2 separate regions of the Homo sapiens genome follow, and region 2 is linked to region 1. The links are chromatin loops, found by intact Hi-C in ENCODE. Cell type or tissue: psoas muscle. All regions are shown on one strand. Each heading gives the region's core, and the rest is flanking DNA. Links, peaks and the distances in the headings are about the cores only. Region 1 overlaps DST (dystonin). Region 2 overlaps DST (dystonin).

Region 1 (2,927 bases), core at 141-2,640:
TACCAGGTTCAAAGAAAAGTTCAAGATGGCAGTAAAAGAGCCATTGAACTGATATGTGTTGAATGGCTAAATGAATATCTTGACTGTTGTTTGTTGCAGGACTTTAGAGGATGATGGGCTGTCAGGGAAGTCTTACCTGAGGAAGTGATATTTGGTTTGGTTTTAAGCTATGGGTAGGGCATGGATGGGGCAAGTTGGCTGGAATATTGTGGGTGGGAAATGACTTTTTTAGAGAGTGTTGGATAGGCCTGTCTGCCGTAACAGAACATTTCAATAGAGACTATAAGGCTGGAGAGGTAAGTTTGGGTCAGGTAGATTGAAGAGGTATGTGAATGTCAGCTTTCTCAGTTAGAGAACCATGGATAGTCATGGATAACTCTTAAATGTTTTGAGCAGGGGAATCAAGATCTGAGATAAATTCTTTTTTTTTTTTTTTTTTTGAGACAGAATCTCACTCTGTTGCCCAGGCTGGAGTGCAGTGGTGCCATCTCAGCTCACTGCAACCTCCACCTCCTGGGTTCAAGCGATTCTCCTGCCTCAGCCTCCCAGGTAGCTGGGATTATAGGGGCATACCACCGTGCCTGTTTTTTGTATTTTTAGTAGAGACAGGTTCTCACCATGTTGGCCAAACTGGTCTTGAACTCCTGACCTCAAATGATCCACCCGCCTCGGCCTCCCAAAGTGCTGGGATTACAGGCGTGAGCCACCGCGCCCAGCCTGAGAGAAATTCTAGGAAGACTGATCTAGAGTAGAGGCTGGAAATTGGTGGCTCACAGGCTGAGTCCAGATGGTAGATATATTTTGTTCTATATACTGTAACAATTTTAAGCCAATATTCAAAAATTGAGAAATATCATAAAAATAGAGAGTTTAGGGTCTTCGTATAAAAGCAGGTGATCTGGCAACACTGGGCCCACATACTCACATGGCAGCAGTTGGTTGGGGTTGAGCAGAAGACAGCACCCTAAGAAGGCACATTCATCCTGATGTTCACCACTGTCCCCAACCTCCCCATTACCTTATGCTTAGTCCACTTGACATTGCCTGAATATCTCATATATATTTGAATTTGGGATTCTTGACTTAGAGATATAGTGTATAGACTTTTGTGGTATTTTTAATAGTGAGATTCAGGGGACCCAAATCTGGGTGGTTGCAAAGGAAATGAAAAAAGTATATATATAAGCAGTGGTTATATAAGAGACAGGGTGAAAGAATAACTAAATAAATCTGGACCAATAACTTATAAGGTCCAAGAGGCTAAAAAAAAGAATAAAAGATGACTGTATCTGTTACCTATTGCTATATAACAAATTACCCCAAAACCTACTAGATTAAAACAAGAAATATTTACTGTATCACAGTTTCTGAGGGACAGGAATCTAGGAATTGCTCAGCTGTGTGTTTTAGGCTCAGGGTCTCCCATCAGGTGGCAGTCAAGGTGTTGTAGTCATCTCAAGGCTCAGCTGAGTTAGTGGATCTGTTTCCAGGCTTACTCACATGCTTGTTGGTCCACCTCAGTTCCTTGCTTGCTGTTGGCCAGAAGCCACAGCATGCTCACCACATGACAGCATGCTTTCCCTAGAACAAGAAACCAAGAGTGAGGGAGAGTAGGCACCCAAGCTGAAGATTTTGTCTTTTATAATGCAATCTTGGAAGTAACGTACCATTTTTGCTGTATACAGTTGGTCACAATGACAACCCTAGTGCACTGTGAGAGGAGACTGTGTAAGGATGTGCATAACAGAGGTGGGGATTACTGGGATTCCTCCTGGAGGCTGGCTATCACAATGACTCTGAAGGACCAAAATATTTGTGGCAGCAACATTCCTGAGGAATTTTCGCTCATGTATGAAATGTTGTTTTGGGGCATCCTCTAATGAAAACTACTTGTGATTTTAATTGTTCTGCTCCACTAATTGACCCTGATTCTTGTTTACTTTTGATATACTCTTAGATAACTTTAGAATAAAATAATTAGCAGTTTTAAAGGTCATATGGGGCATTCCTTTAACTTCATAGGTTTTAAAAATTGGGATCCCGAAAGATAATGACTTGATCGGAATCACATGGCTAATCAGTTGCAGTTCTAGGAGCAGATCGAAGAGAGTTAGCTTGCAGTATGTGCCGTTTCTGCTCTGCCATGCAGTCTCCTGCCCCACGCTCTTCTAGTATGGGCAGTATCATCACATAAAAACATCACTTTAAGAAACTTCTACCTATGATTCAGCTAATAAGTAACATGTATTTTTAGTTCTTATTTTCCATCACATGAAATAATTTAGATGTTATATTGCAAATTTATGTGTTTTTATATGTAAATTTGACATTCGGCTTTACCAAATGATTAAGCATTTACATAACCGAAGCCTGCTAAAGAAGCCTAAAAATATACCTATTTTAAAAGTTGAGATTTTGACATGTCAGCTTTCTTGGCATTACTCAATCCTCATGTCTAAAATAACCTGGACCCCACATGCTAGGGTGTTACTCTTCCCTACTTTTATTTCAGTTTCCCTTTTGGAGAACCTTTTATAACTAATACTGGTATTCTTTTATTTTCTCACTGGAGTATTAATACTTTATATATAAGTCATTCTGCCTGTGTCTTAGAGGCCAAAGTACATGTCTAGTGACTCTTCAATGCAATGTTATAATGGGATTTTTCTCCTGGTTAGAAGTTTTTGGGCTGAGGTAAAAGGTCGGTTACTTTCTAAGTTTGTAAGGTATAGTTTTGTATACATGTATATGTGCATTTAGAAGAAAAGTCCACAGGGTTCATCAGATTCTTGCAGAGAGCTATGAGCCAAAAACTGTTAATGATTTCTAGTGTTTGATGCAGTTTTTTCCCTGTAGTTGTGATTGATTTTGCTCTTACATGTGTGCATTTTGTATTCATGGCAAGCAATGTCCAGGTATTTCCAGTT
Region 2 (2,927 bases), core at 120-2,619, 59 kb before region 1:
CTTCATAGAGTTGTATGTGGTGACTCTGAGTTCAGCAATCTGACAGTTTGCTTTGGTGTATCTAATATGCTGTTGTAGCTGCAATTCAGGTATCCAGTTGGTTGGCAGCTATGATGCTTTATAACACTTGAGTCTAAAATTAGTCGAACTGTTCTATTTTAAGCATACACTGAAATTAGTAGTCCATGTCCTGTAAAACATGTGAAAGTTAAAAACTCTTAGGATATTGAATTACTTCTTTTAAAATGTAATCAGAAGTAGAGTTGGAAAGTTTGTAAGTAAGAAAGTAGTTAGTGAGAAAGTTTTGTTATGGTAATTTGATTATGGCCTGGATGTAGTGCTATATGTATACAGTATCCACAAACACAGTTTCACACTGTTGCCTCTTAGAGTTAAGACAGTGCTTTCACGTAAATGATTACATGTGATTTTAAAAACATGAGTTGAGTTACAGCAAGATTATTTGCTTTTTTTCTGTTAACATATTTTAGAAGAGTCGTAGTTCCTAAATGTTTAGAATTCTGGAACACTATTGACTGCCTTTGCTAGAAAAAAGAGAGTGATTAAAGGAGTACTTGGTTGTTCGTCTTGCGATCTTGTGATAACCTTATTTGTGTAACAGAAACTAGATAATGTTGAAAATAAGTCAGGGCATGGTAGCTCATGCCTGTAATCTCAGCACTTTGGAAGGCCAAGGCAGGTGGATCTCCTGAGGTCAGTAGTTCGAGACCAGCCTGGCCAACATGTGAAACCCCATCTTTACTAAAAATACAAAAATTAGCTGGATGTGGTGGTGGACACCTGTAATCCCAGCTACTCAGGAGGCTGCGGCAGGAGAATCACTTGAACCTGGGAGGCCGAGGTTGCAGTGAGCTGAGATCATGCCATTGCACTCCAGCCTGGGCGATAAGAGCAAAACTCTGTCTCAAAAACAAAAAAAGAATATTGAAAATACTTAGTAGATAAAAAGCGGAGTGATTCAAATTAAGAGTTTGATTTTGCATATAATATGAATTTTATACCTCTTGAAGCAATAGTTTGTGCTATAGAGGCATTTTTTTTTTTTTGCAGTGTTATTTGACTATCTCTGCATTAGTCTGTTTTCATACTGCTGATAAAGACATACCAGAGACTGGGCAATTTACAAAATAAAGAGGTTGGACTTACAGTTCCTACAGTTCCACATGGCTGGGGAAGCCTCACAATCATGGTGGAAGGCAAGGAAGGGCAAGGAGGGGCAAGTCACGTCTTACATGGATGGCAGCAGACAAAGAGAAAGAACTTGTGCAGGGGAACTCCTGTTTTTAAAACCATCAGAATCTCGTGAGACTTACTAGAACTAGTAAGTTCTAGTTACTAGTACTCACAAGAACAACATGGAAAAGACTTGCCCCCATGATTCGATTACCTCCCACTGGGTCCCTCCCACAACACCTGGAAATTCAGGATGGGATTTGGCCAAAATATGTCAGTGTCCTTTAAACAATCTCAGAAGCTCTAACAATTTAACTACTATAGATAATGTGTAGTCTTTATACTTTTTCTTTGAACCTTTTTGGAAGGTCTAAAGCAGGACTGAAGGATTCTAAATTACAGAAAGCAAGATGCAAGGATGCTTTAGTTTTCTTGTGGAAAAAGACCTGTACTTATATATCCCTTTCCATTTAGAAAACTATATAGAAATTTAAATTTGTGCTTCAGTAGAAGTAAAATACTGTAAATGGAATGAAATACTTTTATAATTAGCATTTTTTGAAAGCATTCAAGCAGCATTGTTCCCAACCTTTCTCATATTTCTAGTCAGAAATTAATTGATCATATGCTTCAAGTGAACACATTACCATCTAGTATATTCTCTATTCCCTCATACCCATCGTATTTTGTACTCAGTCTTTCCCTGGAAAAACTGGGAAGAGATGAAGGATTTAGAACCGGGAGAAGCAGATCTTCACCAGTTTGGAACATGTGGTTTAATTCCAAATACTTATTGATCCTATACATTAAAATATGCTAAGGAATCAGGGCCTACAGAAGGAAGAGGAACACAGGTTTGTAGCCTCTCAAAGAGCAGAGTTTGGTGACGAAAGTGGACCAGCTACACTCATTATATGTGAGTGCTACACAAGAGGAGTGATACGAGCATCCAGGGGTTTCACAAGCAGGGCTGGCATTTGAAGGAAGGCAGAATTTCAGTGGGAGCTGGGGAAGGGAGAGGCTTTGTGTTATGTGTGGGTGGATGGTGCAGACAGAGATTTTTCTTGGTTTTACCATGTCATTTGGACAATCTGACCTTGCATTTCACCTTTTGCATTCTAGGAAAAGTATTATCACAAAATTGAATTACTACTTTAATATAAACAAGATAGATTTTGCTTATACATAACCGGTGTTGAGTTGAAGATTTTATCCTCCATTTTTAAGAACTCTGCTTTATCATACATATGTTATGAAACCTGAGGGTTTAGTACTGAGAAATAAGTTTTAGCCATGGCTCAGCAAATGTAAAGATTGGATGTGACACTCTTAATATGGTGTAGGAAACTCTCAATTAGATTGATGATCATAATAATTTTAGCACTTTATACTTTTTTTTACATATATGATACAATTTGATTCTTATAACAATTCTCTGAGATGGGTAACATAAGTGCCAGTGCCCTTATTTTATAGGCAAGGAAATCAGGCTTCCATGATTGCATTGACTAGGTGGTGGACTGGGGCTAGAATTCTGGTCTTCTGATAGCCAGTCTAGAGAACACCATACTGTAGGTAATTGTGGCTCATCCTTATATGCAGTCAAAGTTATCATTAATAATGTGGACTATAGGTAATATATGTGGTGAGAAGTAATAGTCTCTGTTTAAGTAAACAGCAGTTGAATATTGCTGTTGTTCTGGAATTACAGTCCATAGTTAGGAAGAAGTATG

What was found. A loop is a pair of places that touch in the nucleus more often than their neighbours do. Peaks named below come from ENCODE experiments on the same cell type or tissue, not always from the same donor. Only the 100,000 strongest peaks of a DNase experiment are listed, where the experiment ranks them.
Region 2: a loop joins it to region 1, with 2.9 times the contacts of the local background. A loop is called at or near these places in 53 of 110 quality-filtered maps.

What each region holds. Positions count from the first base shown.
Region 1 is chr6:56,771,627-56,774,553 of GRCh38, reverse strand. The region is part of intron 4 of DST (dystonin); the gene reads left to right. Among named protein-coding and RNA genes, the nearest start is that of DST-AS1, 71 kb to the left of the region's middle. In psoas muscle, for the core only: no CTCF peak of the experiment used is centred there; a DNase peak (open chromatin) is centred at 1,543; H3K4me3 peaks cover 779 bases; H3K27ac peaks cover 2,500 bases.
Region 2 is chr6:56,830,757-56,833,683 of GRCh38, reverse strand. All of the region lies in intron 4 of DST (dystonin), which reads left to right. Among named protein-coding and RNA genes, the nearest start is that of DST-AS1, 12 kb to the left of the region's middle. In psoas muscle, for the core only: no CTCF peak of the experiment used is centred there; no DNase peak of the experiment used is centred there; H3K4me3 peaks cover 388 bases; H3K27ac peaks cover 1,442 bases.